Linked DNA regions of Homo sapiens: region 1 is linked to region 2. The links are chromatin loops, found by intact Hi-C in ENCODE. Cell type or tissue: GM12878. All regions are shown on one strand. Links, peaks and the distances in the headings refer to the core of each region. The heading gives the core; the rest is flanking DNA.

Evidence for each region. Hi-C counts contacts between places; a loop is a spot of excess contacts. Peaks named below come from ENCODE experiments on the same cell type or tissue, not always from the same donor. Only the 100,000 strongest peaks of a DNase experiment are listed, where the experiment ranks them.
Region 1: a loop joins it to region 2, with 2.3 times the contacts of the local background. A loop is called at or near these places in 3 of 110 quality-filtered maps.

The regions. Positions count from the first base shown.
Region 1 is chr3:194,178,659-194,186,988 of GRCh38, reverse strand. No RefSeq gene overlaps it. Among named protein-coding and RNA genes, the nearest start is that of HES1, 47 kb to the right of the region's middle. In GM12878, for the core only: no CTCF peak of the experiment used is centred there; no DNase peak of the experiment used is centred there.
Region 2 is chr3:194,303,628-194,311,957 of GRCh38, reverse strand. It overlaps LINC00887 (long intergenic non-protein coding RNA 887), which reads left to right. Exons shown (of 3, transcript NR_024480.1): 2 at 5,931-6,201; 3 at 8,221-8,330. Among named protein-coding and RNA genes, the nearest start is that of LINC00887, 5.0 kb to the left of the region's middle. RefSeq lists enhancers at 2,544-2,593, 4,147-4,296, 4,807-5,046. In GM12878, for the core only: no CTCF peak of the experiment used is centred there; DNase peaks (open chromatin) are centred at 2,847, 4,537, 5,077 and 5,447; H3K4me3 peaks cover 964 bases; H3K27ac peaks cover 3,567 bases.

The sequences.
Region 1 (8,330 bases), core at 87-8,086, 120 kb after region 2:
TGAACCTTCCGTGCCTCAGTTTCCTCATGTCTAAGAAGGGCATAATAGGACCAGGGTACTGTAAGCACTGGATGAGGTCAACCACATTCCGTGCTGTGTGACCCCCTCCATTTTCAAAGCCGTGTGGAATCAGACTTCAAATCTCTCTGCCTTATGTCTCTGACCTCTAGACCCAGGTTTAAAAGACTCATCTGATAAAGTCAGGCCCACCTGGCTAATCCCCCTATCTTAAAGTCAACTTAGTTACATCTGTAAACTCCCTTCATAATAACACCTAGATTTAAGGTTTGATTCAATAACTGGAGAAGGTGTATGTGCAGTAGGGAATTTGGAGAGTCATCCTAGAATTCCGCCTCCCATACCTGGCATACGGGACTCTGGATGCTAAAGCTGGGACGGTCTGAGGCACACACTGGGGCAATGGGTCACCTTGTTAGTAAGCTCTGTAAGGGTAGGATTGGTTATTCTTGGTTATTCTTGGTTATTCTCTTACCCACTTTTTTTTTTTTTTGAGATGGAGTTTTGCTATTGTTGCCCAGGCTAGAGTGCAGTGGCGCGATCTTGGCTCGCTGCATCCTCCTCCTCCTGGGCTCAAGTGATTCTCCCACCTCAGCCTCCTGAGTAGCTGGGATTACAGGTGCCCACTGTCACGCCCAGCTAATTTTTGTATTTTTAATAGAGATGGGGTTTCACCATGTTGGCCAGGCTGGTCTTGAACTCCTGACCTCGTGATCCGCCCTCCTCGGCCTCTCAAAGTCCTGGGATCACAGGCGTGAGCCACCACACCCAGCCTCCTCTCCACTTCTGATCATAACCCACAACTCTGCACACACCGGGTTCTTGGTAAGATGCACTATTTGTCGGAGGACATACCTCAGCACCTTGTAGCATCAGGACAAGTGGGACATGGTGACAAATAGCATGGATGCAAGGCAGACAAAACGGGATTTAAATTCTAACTTCCTGGCTTTGTGATCTTTGACTCAACAACTGAACTAACTCTCTGAGCCTTGTAAGTTTTTTTCTTCTATAAAATCAGGACAGTAACAATACTCACCCAATAAAGTTGCTATTTTATTAGAATTAAATGAAACCATATACATTAAGCATTGGATTCAAGGTCTGGTAGACTGTAAGCACTCAGTGAAGCCAGCTGTAATATTATTACTATTGTTATTATTATTTTTTAATCTGGAGATGGAGTTTTGCTATTGTCACCAGGCTGGAGTGCAATGGCACGATCTCGGCTCACTGCAACCTCCGCCTCCCAGGTTCAGGAGATTCTCCTGCCTCAGCCTCCCAAATAGCTGGGATTACACGCATGCACCACCAGGCCCAGCTAATTTTTGTATTATTAATAGAGACTGGGTTTCCCCATGTTAGCCAGGCTGGTCTTGAACTCCTAACCTCAGATGATCCACCCGCTCCAGCCTCCCAAAGTGCTGGGATTACAGCATGAGCCACGGCGCCTGGCCAATACTATTATTATTAACCACACCAGAGCCAGTTGAGTGCTGGAAACCGGTACCGCCTGCAGTGCCATCTCTGGGGCAAGAGGCAGGGAAAGGGCTGGTTGCTCATTCATCGCGCCTCAGCGCTTTGAGAAAAAGAAGGGTTTTCCTGCAGTGACGTCCTGACCAACCTAGGTAACTGAGCTCTACTTTGAAAATTCCTCTGGTAATTTAGTGCAAGAAACACATCTTCCTTCAATTTAAAACTTTTGGGTGGTATAGCAGTACAGATGTTAAATATTTTCTGTGTATGACTCCAGAGGGTAGGGGATGGGTCGCTAATTCTGAATCCTTTGAACATCTTAGGGTCTCTCTGGATGAAAGGTGCATGTTGAATGTGGCATTTTATGAAATTAAAAGAAAATAATTTTTTACTAAAACAGCTGTGGGATCTCTGCAGACCAGAGGGATGTCTCGAAGCAGTCTGTGTACCTCAGAGCACAGGGCCTTTTGGAAAACATCTGGAAACTGCACATCCAACTTCATACACAGCAAATCAAGTATGAAGTTGTTTATTGAGGAATTCCTCAATTTCAGGGCATTTCATTGCAAAAAAAAAAAAGAAGGCCTTCTTCTAGTGCAAACTTGTGCCATCAAAAGTGTACTAGCAGGGTTTTATTGTTTCAATTAAAATAATTTCAACTTGAAATGATTCTTTACAAAACAAGGCACAGACACAAACAAAAGACCTCCAAACTTCCCCTTCTCCTCTTCCTCCTCCTAAAGTACACAGCTTTAGCCTTAAAGCAGGATTTACTGCCTTTGTCCGGAATCCAGCCAACCAGGTGGTCACACAATCAGCAAACCAATAACAATTACAGACATTACAATTTTCTACTTGGCTGCCATAAACAAACACTGAGCAATGGGGCAGAGAACGCCTGGAACATCAGCAACTTGAATAGAAAAGGAAGACAAACAGAACCGTGTCCCAGGATTGAGACCAGGCCTCAGGCAGCTCTAGAGCTAAAAACAAAGCAGTGGCGGCTTCTTCCTCTCCTCCTCCTCCTCCCTTCAACACAAGTGTTCCAATGAAGGATCTCCTACTACCTAAGCTTAGTGGAGCTTAGCAAACTGTAACAGGTCCAAACAGGGACTATTGTGACCTCCACAATAAATCACTTTAGGGAATTGTCAGGGAGATAGACTTCCCTCACTCTCTGCCCCTGTTACCCTTCCTGTAGAAATTTAAGGAGTTAAAGTTGAGGGGAAATTAAAGGGAAAAAAAAGGCCTTTTTCATTTCATTTATTTATGTAGATAGTATTTCCTATCAGGAGTGTTACTTTTTGAAATATTTCTGAAATCTCTGAGCCGCGCTGCCCTCCTTTTACACGTCATTTCAAAGAAAGCTCTATCCCCAAATGACTTTGATGTAATTTATAGTTATATCTTTTTTTAGTGATTGTCCCCGGCTTTCCTGGGCCAGAAAGGGCTGCAGAGGTCATTTAAGTCCAGGGATTACTTAATGGCTGGTTATCAGCAGCAGCCTGGAGGTTCCTGGACCTATGGAATCAGAATCAGGAGGTTGACCCAGAAAATGTACTTAACTGTCCCCACCTCCTTCTCCTGCTTGGTGAATCTCTTATAGCACATTGATGCGTCTATATCTGGGAACCAAAGGGGGTCTACATTATATTATCTATATCATCCCTAATTTATAGATATGAAAACTGAGCTCCAGAAAGAGGATGTCATCTGCCCAAGGTCACCCAATAAATTAGTGGAAGGGGCCTCCTGACTCCCAGTTCAAGACTAGTCAGTGCAAACTTGTGCCATCAAAACTATACCAGTGGGGTTTTATTGTTTTAATTAAAAATAATTTCAACTTGAAACGATTCTTTACAAAACAAGGCATAGACACAAATGCACGGGCTTTCCCCTGAAAAGGTCTCCTCTTTGGCCCACTGAGGGACTGGGACAATTCCTAGCCACGGGGTGAAAGCAGTTCCACCTCACGGGCTGCTGATCATGGTGATTCTGACTCCAGGGCCCAGGAGTGGTCCCTAGTGATGGGAATGCCAGCACACTTTGAATTTACAGGGAAGTTGCCTCTTCTAGTGACCACATTCACAGTTCAGTGGCCTCACTTGGAAGAAACTCTGTTCCTTGCCCAACTTGCTCCATCTGGCTCAGTCCTCCAGGCCATGTCTTTTGTCTAAGACCCATTGTTATACCTAAATTTGAGATTCAAGGTAGCAATGATATCATTACTGGTGGGCTTTTTCTTCTTTCTTTTAAAGAAAAGATAGCAGTTATTTCCTTTAGCCACTAACCTTTATAATATTTTTATTCCCTGGAACTTAATGAGCATCTATAGAGCCAAGCTGTGGAGTTGTGAGGCTCGATGCAAACACCACCTCTGCACAGGAAACACCTCCTGTTCCTCTAGCTAGGGCACCTGTTGGGAGCATCAGCTGAGGGCAGGTATATCTCTTAGACTTATGCCTCTTTCCTCACTAAAAAAGAAAGAAAACAGGCCAGGCACTGTGGCTCACGCCTGTAATCTCAGCACTTTGGGAGGCCAAGGCGGGAGGATCACTTGAGGTCAGGAGTTTGAGACCAGCCTGACCAACACGGTAAAACATCATCTCTACGAAAAGCATAAAAATTTGCCCAGTGTGGTGGTGGGTGCCTGTAATCCCAGCTACTCGGGAGGCTGAGGCAGGACAATTGCTTGAACCCGGGAGGTGGAGGTTGCAGTGAGCTGAGATCGTGCCACCGCACTTCAGCCTGGGTGACAGAGCAAGACTGTCTCAAACAAACAAACAAACAAACAAAAAAGAAAGAAAACAGTTGTTGCTCAATCTGTGATCATTCTCTAGGTTTGTCGCTGTAGTCTGCAGTGGGGGAGGAGAACAGTTTTCGACTCTAAAATTCACATAGAATAGTTTGTTCATAATTTAAAAAAACAATGACTCTACTTAGTACTGTTTCCTGTTTCTTCTCTTCTTCCCTTCTCTTTTTTCTCTTCTTTTTTTCCTTTTCTTTCCTTTCTCCTTCTCAGCTTTTTTGTTTTTTCTCATCCTGCATGTTGTTGTTCTCCCCCTTCTTCTCACCAATATCATCATCATCATTTCCTAACTCCGCATCCTGACGCATGCGAGGAGGACGAGGAAGAGAAGGGGGGAGCAGGAGGAAGAAGAAGAGCAGGGGGAGGAGGAGGAAGGAAGAGCAGAAGGAGGAGGGAGAGGAGGAGGAAGAAGAAGAGCAGAAGTAGGAGGGGAAGTTGGTGAATTAATGAATACAAGAGTGTAATTATATGACTGTCACAGCTCAGGTTAGGCCCCTGGCTGGAGATCTGGGATGGTGTAATCCACGACTTACATTGCTTATGCAGTGGGCTCTTTCCCGGAATTCCCTCCTGCCACATTCCATTTGATGTGGGGAAGCTAAGTGAATATTACAGCGCATTTTGAGAAGACAGTGAATTAGGTGGTCTCAGTGTTGAGCGAAAATTCTCTTTTCCCTCTCTGATCACACAATCTCAGGAACTGTTTTTTATTCCTACACTAAATGGATCTCAGCTGCAGTTTAAGAGGCCTGAACATACCTGTAGCAGCTAAAAGAAAGCCCACCAACTTCTACCTCAAACCAATTCTTTATCCCAGTAACTTTTTTTAAGCACCACAATTTTGTAACCTGTTGGTCATCCTCCAGTGAGTGCCGTGCCGAGCCACTTTAGAGACTGAGGCCAAAAAGGAAAATGCCCAGTCACAGTTTCTGTCTTTATGTGAATTTTTAGTATTTCATACATCATAAATGTTTGGATTCCTTTTTATTTTAAAAAATATTGCATTGAAATATTATGTATCTTGATTACTGAGTTTTTCGACATCCCCTTAAATTTTGCACCCTGGTCTTGGCTTTGTTGAAACCCCTCTCAATACTCCCAATGCAGTTTAGGTGGTGACCAAGCCCTAAGCCCTGCCGATCGCACCCTGTGACTCTCTGCCCGTCTCCCTTTCTGGTCAGCACCATAGCAACCGCCTCCTAACTTGTCTTCCTGCTTCCATCCACTCTTATTCCCCATACATCCTTTTCCCCCAGTGAGTTAAGGGTGGCTTTCTAGAACATGGTCACCATACTGGCCAGCCAAACTGGGTGGCTCCCCCATCCCCGACCCATACCCATCCACTCTGCCCCTTCCGCCTTGGGGAGCAGCCTTGGAATCTGGGTGGGATTGACCTCATCAGCAGCTCTAGGGGAGGGCCCTGGGAGGTGTAAACCTCAGCAATGAGCTCAGGAGGGCTCCAATCCCACTGCGGCCCAGGATGTCTCTGAATAGCTGTAGGAGAGAAGATCTCTCCCGCTCACTCTGAGCTGGGCTGTGTGTGGATGACAGGCCTGGAACCACCATAGATGAGAGAGGTCAACAAAGGATGCAGGTGGCACACAGAGGAGAGGAGAGCTAAGAGAATAACCAACACAGCAGAGGACTGATGGAACGGAACCCGAAACCCCCTCTCTTCTGGACTTCTCCATTCACTAAGCCAGTGAATTGCTGGGTCACTGAAGGCTGTTGGTGCAGTCTTCCGTGGATAGACTATTATTTAACCAGCCTTCATTTTTGGGCTGTAAGCTTATTTCTGTTGTTGCTTCCTTATTTGTTATTAAACTGCTGCAATAAAAATTGTTGTACAGCTTTTGCATATGTAAATATTCGTAGAAAAACTGATGGGAAGTGGAATTCCTGGGCTGAAGGGTGTGCATAGTTTGAAAATTCATAGAAACTGCCAAATTATACTCTCAAAGGACAAACCACCACTAAGAGAGTTTGAGGGTGCTCAGCGGTGAGATAATACACATATCGGGCAATGTCTGCAGATCAGTGCAGAAGTTAGCCGTCAGCCTGAGGTGCTGAAGTAGGGTCCAAGGAGGTCCTGCTGGGCCATGTGTTAATTTTTTTTTTTTTTTTTGAGACGGAGTCTCGCTCTGTCACCCAGGCTGCAGTGCAGTGGCTAGATCTCGGCTCACTGCAAGCTCCGCCTCCCGGGTTCACGCCATTCTCCTGCCTCAGCCTCCTGAGTAGCTGGGACTACAGGCGCCTGCCACCACGCCTGGCTAATTTTTTGTATTTTTAGTAGAGACGGGGTTTCACCATGTTGGCCAGGATGGTCTCAATCTCCTGACCTTGTGATCCGCCTGCCTTGGCCTCCCAAAGTGCTGGGATTACAGGCGTGAGCCACCGCGTCCCGCCCCCAGGTGTTAGTCTTTAATAGCTGGTGGGTGAGGAGTCAGGGGTCCCAAGGGAGAGACCAAGGTGGCCAGGTCAGCAGGACGCACTGTGAGAGTTCAGGGCAGTAGCTGTTTACCAGCTGTCATGGAAGCACTTCAGTGCATTGATCTATTTTCTTCTTCCCACACCAGCAGAGGAATATGGTTCAAAATGATATGCAGCTTCCTATAGCTGTCTAGTAAGCTGTAAGTAAGTAAACAAGATTCCCTTTATTGTTCTTTTCCAAAATTCTCTTGGTTGTATTTTTAAATTTTCTCTCTCAGATAAAGTGTGTGCAAAGGCTTAGCTCTGGTTTCTAGATGGCTGGTCTCACTTTCTGCTGGAGAAGGAATATATCATTTCTTCCCGAGACAGCTCTTTGACCAGGTCTGCCAGCCATTCTTTAGGTTGTTTTTTTTCTCTTCTTCTTTTTTTTTTTTGGGGGGGGTGGGGGGGCTCTTGCTCTGTCACCCAGACTGGTATGCAGTGGCACGATCATAGCTCACTGCCTCGAACTCCTGGGGTCTATCAACCCTCTCTTTGGGACATTTTTCTAAATTAACTACTTAAACCCAAAATAAAGTGACTATGTGGAATAAAAGTCTGAGAGAATATGGCGCTAGGAGAAAATGATGGCTGGAAAGAGGAAACTCTCAACCTGCTGTATATTCCATTTTACAGAGGATCCAGCGATGTGAAGGGATGTGGGGAAGGGCATACTGAGCCTGGGTGGCAGATCGGGTGAAGGGATGTGGGGAAGGGCATACTGAGCCTGGGTGGCAGATCGGGTGAAGGGATATGGGGAAGGGCATACTGAGCCTGGGTGGCAGATCGGGAAACAAAGGTCAGGGCTGCCAACTACCCACCCAGAGCTGCTTCCCCCATGCTCGCCTGCTCCAGGCCAGGCAACCTCAGTGTTGCAGTTGCTTTTGTGGATGGATCCAGCCTTTGACATCTTTCAGGGCACACTTATGCCAACGATTTCCTATTTCCTGCCTGCTCGCAAAACTACTAAAGGGAGATGAAGTGGCGTTAGAAATGTGCGTGAATTTTTGCAGCCAGCGTCCTAAGCACTCCTGGAGGGGCTGTTCTTCTGAAGAGCATCCCCCTTCCCCTGCTGTATTTTCTTCATACCACATATCATCATCTGAAATATTATTTATTCATACCACATACCATCATCTGAAATATTATTTATTATGGTTATTTAATGTGCACCCCCTCCCCTGAGGAGTTCCGTTAGGGCAGGGACTTGGTTTTGTTTGTGACTGTATCCCTCCATGCCTGGAACAATGCCTGGCACACAGTAGCTTCTCCATGAATGTTTGCTGAGTGACTGGATGCATTGGATCCTCTCGTGGGTTTGTAGCCTGTTTCTCCAGGGAGATGAGGAAGTTGGCGCCACTGAATGCCAAAGCCTTTTTTGTAGGTGCCAATCAGGACAGAAATCAGGCGGGGGACAAATAGAGACCGAGAGTCTCAGAAGTCTTGGCACCAGGGCACAAGGACCTCAACCAAATTGCCTTCGAGAATGTAAACAATTCTTTTTATCATTCACTGGGTTTTTTGCCAAAACTTTCAAATGCTGAGGAGGCATGAAAAG
Region 2 (8,330 bases), core at 316-8,315:
TAGATAGAGTGGTCAGGATAAACCTTACACAGGTGACATTTGGACTGAGACTTCAAAGAGGTTAAGTGTTTTGCTATTGAACCTGTATTTCCTGCACCTGCTTCAGACCTCCTCATTCAGAACCTGGCAGGGAAATGAGGCCCAGGAATACGTATTTTAACAAATCCTTTATCCACACCGCAATTTGGAAATCGCTGCTGTTTACCCTGGTGCTTCTTCTTCTACCTAACGGGTCAGGAAATATGTGTTCAAATCCAGGAATGGCTTTAGGGATTCAAGAATGAAGCTGGAATCCCGAGTCCTGGTGACGATTCCCTTCATGACTTGATAATTGGCCAATACTTAGTAACTAAACCAGGCAAAATGCACCTATGACTGTGACTGAGTCTGGAAAGCTCTGTGCCAGGGCAGGACATGGATATGCAGTCACAGCGTGACACAGATTACTGAAGTACAAGTTGGTGTCTTGAGGAGTGCATAACTTAGAAGGCTTGGGTTCTACGTCAGGCTCACCTGTGGTAAGCTTGGGCCAGTCATTTGCTTTGTGGAATTTCAGCTTCCAGGTTTGGGAAATGGAGCTGTTAGACCTTTCCCTACTTAGCTTATAACACTGCCACTACTTCTACTACCAGCCAATCTATGTATCCATCCATCTATCCATGCATCCATCCATCCATCCATGCATCCATCCATGCATCCATCTATCCATCCATCCATCCATCCATCTATCCATCCATTCTTCCATGCATGCATCCATCCATCCATCCATGCATCCATCCATCCATGCATCCATCCATCCATCCATCCATGCATGCATCCATCCATCCATCTATCCATCGATCCACGCATCCATCCATCCATCCTCACCACCACCATCAGTATCCTCATTTCATTTTATCAGCATTTCTGGCATGGCCTATATTCAAACCAACAAAATTCCAGTCCAATAAAATAATTTGGACATGCCTAACACTTACTGTAAAGGAATTTGGCCTGAGAAAATAATGAAGAAAAACTGTATAGAGAGTAATTAATTCTCCATACATTGGATATCAAAATCTTTAATCTTGGAAGATTAAATCTTGGAAGTTCTTTTCAATGAAGTCCAAAGGTGGGTTCATGCCACTGGCTTGGGGGAGCCAGAAAAGTGTCTTGTAACTTCAGTTGCGGTGAAAGCTGCTGTGAAAGGCAGCTTCAGATTTCCCCTGATGGCGGGCAGCCCTGCCTCTGTGCCCAGCCCTATTAACTGTTGGCCTCCCAGTTGCTGAAGCCAGCCAACAACATCCCCTGCCATTTGAAGTGCTTATTGGAAAAGCAGATTTCATCTTGGCTGGAGCTCTGAGCAGTTCCTTGTGTGGGGTACTCCCCAGGGCTGTAATTGAACACAAGAAAGCGTCGGCCTACTTTTGGCATTCCTGCTTTCATCTCAAAGACACATTTAAAAATTTATATTTAAAAAATGTCAGGGAAAGGGGCCAGCATGGCTCGTGTGGCCACTGGTGCCAGAACACCCAACACAGCCGCTCCAGGAGCAAAGGCTGCGGAGGATGAGACAGGAGAATTAGGACCATACCGTGTGGCAGTGCTCCATGCCCAGCTTCCGGGAGCTTGCCTGTGTGGCCTGAACAGTGAGGTGCTTTTGAGGCTGGGCCTCTGTCTGATCTAGGCTTTGCAGAGCAGGAGTTTGAGGGTTCAGATCAGGTCCCCCTCACAGCAGTCCAATTGGGTGAGAATTTTCTAAAAGCTGGGGGAAGAGGGTAGTCCAAGACCTACTTGGACACTCACCCCAGGGTCTGGGCAGCCTGGCTAGCAGGAGATGCACTGTCTTCCCAAGCCCCACCTGTTGTGCTGCTGCGGAACGTGGTTCCAAGGGCTTCTATCTACACTGGTGACTGTGGGTGGGAGAAAACCACTGAGGAAAAAGACCTACTGCTCCTCTGGCAGGATTCTGAAAACAGTAGGTGTCTAACGGATGTATGTTAGCTTGCTCTCACATGTGAAAGGATTGCAGTTAAGCACAACGCAACCTTTTTCTACAGCTCTTAGTAAGATCTTCTCTAGGGGCCATTGTAAAGCTAAACCACGAAGCTTCATGGAGGGCTGAAATAAGATAGCATACACTCAGAAGCCTGGTCTCTTAGGGACCACCCGCTTCCCTGCACAGGGTTACTGTTGCACTGTCAGCTTGTGGCCCACTATGACCCTCTTAATCTTATTCAGGAATTTTTGTTTATAGGGAATCATCATTCTGTATGCAATTGGCTTTCCCTCTGAGTGCAGGATCCTGCACTTATTTTACACTAAGATCATTGATAGCTTGTGTTTTCTAAAAAAGAAAAAAAAATTGCATGCCTTACAACAAAGAAAATACATTCAGTAAGATTATTAAAATAGTTATCTTATTTTCAGGACCACAGGAAGAAGGAGGGAAGTAAATATACAAAACCTAAAACTGTTATTAAATTTAACTCTGAGGCTCTTGGCAGCCAAGACAAAAATAAAACAGGGAAAAGTAAGTGGATTTCTTAGGAGAGATAAAATTCACCTGGCTTTTGAGCTCTAAAAGAGATTTCCTAAGGGGCTCCTGTCAAGTGATACAACAGACCAGTGGGTTGACCCCAGTTTTATGCAAAATGGCCAAGTAGTTTTCAGCTGGATTTTTTTTTTTTTTGTCATGACCCTTAACCAGCATTTAGGGCATCGTAATGACTAGTCTGGGAAGTGAAAGTGATCTTGAGGGGTAGAATAGAATATAGGAAACTCCAAGAGAACTGATAGAATCATCTGGCCTGTTCATCATGCATTCCATACTTAAGGGTACTTTGAGTAGGATCGGGGGCAAAAAAGAAGAAAGGCTAACTGCAGAGGTATAAACATACAAGACAGGACATGTCTCAGGAATCATTAACGCTGCACCACACCACTACCCCACCCCACCCAGCAGAAAATGAATCGCCTCATGAAATCAGTGAACACCTAAGTTTTGGTGTTGGTGTTGATGTGCACGTATGTGTGTGTGTGTGGGAATGTCTGTGGGTATGAATGCAAGTCCTCTTCCCCTAGCCCAGCACAGCCCCCACCACAGAGCAAGAGAGCAAGGCTGTCAGCATCCTGAAATCAGCTCTTCTCTAGTTGATTTTGATAACCAGCCAAAAATGCAGGATCTTTTCAAGGCCTGAAGATCATTAACTCTTTGGAAGAACAACAGGAGAGTTTTTGAATGCTGGGACTGACAGCCTGTTGGTGATAGGCTTAATTACTCCAATTAAATATTCAGGAGCAGAGCCAGGCAAGCCAACAGAATTAGGGGAAGGAATCTTTGCTCCACGGCTGCAGAATTCCGTGCTAGACGGCATTGAGCTTCTCTAAGATGAACACTAGGTTCCCAGGCTCCCAAAGTCCTGACTTTTGATGGTATTTTCTCCCCTCTGGGAGGCACTGACTGTAAAAGATTTATCATTAACTGAGGACCTAGTGTGTTCCAGGGCTGTGCTAGGCCCTGGAAGTTCTGACAAACAAGTTCCCTTCTATGGAGGAAGTACAGGAATCGATTTCCCCACCCCACACTTATAATTACCAGACAGTGTAATCCCATGTGGGATAAGAATTAATAGGAAATCAAAGTTAATTCTCAAATTCTACTTTTCCCAGACTGTGGGTTTTCTTCCCTGGAACCGCAGGCCCAGTTTCTTTCTAGATCATGACTGGCACCATCACTGACCTTTGGGGTGTGGCATGACGTTGGCATATACGCTGTAAGTTTGGTTGCCACAAAGTCCCTTCTGAATTCTAATAATGGGGCCTTTCCTTCTGGGTGGAAAGTTTCTGCCATAGCTGGGGTGGGTCGAGCGTGGGCACTGAGTAGCCTCATTGGTGAGGGGTGGCTGCCCTTGCATTCTTCTGCTCAGTGGCCTGAGGATCGACCCCTGATAAGCCACTGCCCACAGCCACAGGACAGGACAAGCTTCCTGACCCATGTGGAGATGGAATCCATGCCCTATTCTCCTTTCATCGGTGCTCTAGCTAAATGAGCAGCTGACAACCCCAAACTTTATCTCACAGCGGGGACTCTCTGGCCTGTCCGAGATCTGCAAGTGGGGGGGATGGAGCTACAATCTGGGTCATGTGTTTATCTCTAGCCTTGGGGTCTCAGCCATTTCCCCCACAATACTTCAGTGTACCGCCATGCCATCAGCATCAAGAGGTGCTACAAAGAGGTTTGATTTTGTTCTTTTGCAATACACAGCAAATAATTTCTTTTCAACCCAGTTGTTCTTAATTATCTTCTGCCTCAAAACACCTGGAGGATTTTTGGTGCAGTCCCTGGTACCAGCAACAGCATCGCCTAGGAACTTGTTAGAAATGCAAATTCTGGACCCCACCCCAGGATTACTGAATCAGAAACTGGGGGTGGGAACAAGCGGTTTGGGCTTTACCGGGCCCTGCAGGTGCTTCTGGTGCAAGCTCATCTTTAAGAACCACTGAGTAAGAAGAACTCACCATGACGGGAGTTCTCGGTCAGGAGAGGCTTCCTGGGGCGTGTGCCAGAATCTCTAGAATTGAGGATGGGAGTGGCACACAGGTAGTTTGAAAAAGCCACTAAACTCATTATACTCTCTCCCCTGCCACCTTACCCCATTCTGAGAATCATTGATGTAGAAACTGATTTTGCATTGGAGGAAATGTCTCACCCAACTGCCTCCGTGTTTTGATGACTTTTTTTAAGCTTCAGAAAGTTCATTACACCATTGGGGTGACTTGTGTTTCACCTCAGATCTCCTTTCATGGTTGTATACAAAGAATTAATTTATACAAGCTGGGGCTTAAAAAGGGAGAAGTTTCCCCACAGTGGTTTTGTCTCGTTTGGCTTTTGCTGATTAGGAGTTGGTTGGGTCAAAGGTCCACCCTAGGAGCTAGAAACCCACCCTCGAACCATGTACCCCCTTGCCAGCTCCTGGGGCAGGGGTCTTCTGGCCCCAGCAAGTGCTCAGGTTAGGAGGGGCCCATGGATGGTCAGGAACGGCATGCTGCTTTGCTCATAGCCAAGCAACCGTGCGCATCTGCATGAGGATTTTTTTACAAGTTTCTTAAAGGAAACAGATGTCAGCAGCCTCTTTTTCATTGCCCGCAACAGGGAGAAGACACACCTAAGTTGTCTGAATTGCTTGCAAACAGTGGTAGATGTGGGCATTTTTTTTTCTCTAAAAAGATTATATTTGGGAAGCCACCCCCAGCATTTGAGGGGATGCTGGGCGTTTTAACAGTAAGGAGAGTTTACTTTAATCCACCTCATCTCGCTGCGATCTGCAGGTGTTCACGCTGCTTCTGCTTGCCAGGAAAACAACGAGAGGAAGGAGACTGGCTTCTTAGAAAGCATGTTTTCCTGTGGAAGCGGCCCACAAAACCTGCTTATCTGGGTGACAGGCTCCCCCTTCTCAGAAGGTGGTATTTCCCTTGTGGCTACACAGGCAGGAAGCAGGTGGCAGGGAGTGGACCCACAGCATCCCCCACAGCGGGCCCTGGGGTTGCCACCAACCGTGGCTGGGAGCTACTCTCCTTGATTGCTGAGTGGCTCTGTGGCTCTGGGGGCTGGAGTCAGCCGATGTGCTTGGCAGATCTGGAGGGTGGGGTCTCTGCTGACTGCGGCTGCTTGCTCTGGGAGTGGATCGGGGACTGATCCACTGGCCCAGCAGGAGCCTGGCTGGATCCCTCTTGCCCTGGGGGAAGGGAAGCCCGTTGTGTCAGGAAGACTCTGCCTGAACTCTGACCTTTCCCCTCACTAGAATGCAAGCCCCACAGGCAGCAGATCCTGTGGGTTTCATTCACTCAGATATCCCAAGCATCTTGAAGGGTGCCGGGCACACACTGGCTTCTCAATACATGTTTATTGACTAAATAATTGGATTCCTCTCCCATCTTCCACCCGCCAGCCTCCTCTTAAACATGACAAAGAATCCAAGGACTTGTGCTGGGGCTGTCAGCTGCTATTCTGGTGCCCTGGGGACGAAGAAGGGATCTGGAGGGAAGACTGTCACCCTCTTGCGAATGTTTCCAAGAAGCAGCTCAGCATGGGAGAGAAAAGGGGAGATCCCAGTTCCAGGAACACCTGGCCAGTGTTTCACCTGTTTATCGGAGTTGACAGGACCAGCCAGCCCTTTCCCACCTCTCCCCATCATGATGGATGGGAGCCTGGCCTTTGAGGTAAGAACAGATGGGGTTACAGACACTGGCCTTTGAAGACATCTGGAGCGACTGCTTCTCTGGCAGTTCACTTTTAAACCGGCACTTCACCCAGAAGTTGAAGGACCATCTGACAGATGCATAAGGGGTTTGGTGTTGAAGAGAGTTGGGCTAGAGAGTGTCGCAGAGCCCCGGGACTCCTGCGGGTTTAGGATTCTGGCTGAGGGAAGTGTGGCAGGGGCTCCCCACTCACAGGCTCCAGGCTGTGTGATCCGTGGCTGAGGACCCAGACCCTTAGACTTCAGGCACCCTGCAGGGGGTCCCATTTCAGGCAGGACTTTGCCTCCACAGCCCCACAGCTCTGCCTTGGACCAGAAGATTCCAAACAATTTAAACTACTAGTCATACTGATAGAATACTAGTAGTTTGCAAAGAAAAATATTCCCTGGGCCTTGAGGAAGCAGTTGAATTGTGATGGTGCCTATGAACATCCTAGGGCCATGTGTTGTCATTTTCAAGCTTCCCCTCTGCCTAGAGGTGACAACCCTGGTCCCGTGGTGCCCTCCTTAGTGAGCTTGGCAACAAATATGACAACATGAGGGTCACTAGGAAAGAGAAAAAGAGCAAAGAATAGATACAAATGTGATAGGGTACCCTGGTCTTCAATTAGAGAAAGCTGGTCATTTTACAAGAAGCCCTAAGCCTAGCCTCTTCTAAGCTCGGTGAGAGAGGCAAGAGCAGGAAAGAGACTGGCCAGAGGTCGCCCAGGGACCCAAGGAAGCCCTGAGATTTGATGGCTATAAATATAAGTGTATGAATCAGAATAGCACCGGGCAGGCTAGGCATGGTGGCTCACGCCTGTAATCCCAGCATTTTTGGAGGTGGAGGTGGGTGGATCACTTGAGCACAGGAATTCGATAACAGCCTGGGCAACATGGCAAAGCCCTGTCTCTACAAAAAGTACAAAAATTAGCTGGGTGTGGTGGTGCACACCTGTAGTCCCAGCTGCTCAGGAAGCTGAGGTGGGAGGATTGCCTGAACCCAGGAAGTCGAGGCTGCAGTGGTTGGTGATTGCGCCACTGCACTCCAGGCTGAGCAACAGAGTGAGACCACATCTCAAAAAAAAAAAAAAAAAAAAAGCACTGGGCATCTGGCCTGTGCCCATTTAGGGTGAGGTCCTGTGGTTTCAGGTACTGTGATAATCTGCCCATTTTGCCATTCATTAGCTCATCATCCAATATATGCCTTTTGAACACCTAGTACATCCCTAGCACTGTGCTCACACAGCGGGGCGATGGCGAACAAGAGACAAGGTTCCTGTCCTCATGGAGCTTACAGTCCCGCTTGCCTTACACGGACTCGCTGAGCCTTCTTCTCGGGTGATGCCTCAGCTTCCTACTTCACGAAGAAGATAAAAGCAATCAGAAGAGATGCTCACGAGCATCTGTCCCCACCTCACCCGCTGCCTCACCGCATGCCCGCGTTTTGTGTCTGTCCCTCTCCTGTTCTGTGGATGAACTTTTCACGCCATGGCTCAGGCCAGCCCCTCCCCCTGCAACATTCATCCCATGCCCTCCTGGCTGCTCAAGGACATCGCTCCAGTGTCTCCCTTCTGTCCCTTGCACCATCAATCTTTCCCTCTCTATGGGGTCTCTCCTAGCAGCATGCTACCATGTTGCCATCTCTCCCATGTAAAGATACCTTGTCTTGACCCCACTTCCTCCCCCAGGAGAATGGCCCCAGTTCTTACCACTTCCAAAATGATTGTCTGGACTCATCATCTCCAAATTCTCTCCTCCCATTCTCCCTTGAATCCACCCCAATCACACTGTCATCCCTGACACTGTTCTTGTCAAGGTCACCAATGTCCTCATTTTGCTAAATGCAGTGGACATTTCTTGGTCCTCATCTTGCCTGGCTGTCAGCATCATTTGACATGGCTGGTTCCTCCCTCCACGTTGAACACTTTCTTCACATCCACCTGCTTTCCTTCTCCTTCTGGCCACTGCCTCTCAGACTCTTTTGCCATCTTCTCTTCAGATTCCTGCGAAGGAATGACAAAGAACATCAAGGCTCAATCCTTGGAACTCTCCATCACTCATCTTTAAATTAGACTTCTCTGCTGACTCTCAGAGTTGTGTATGCTGAGA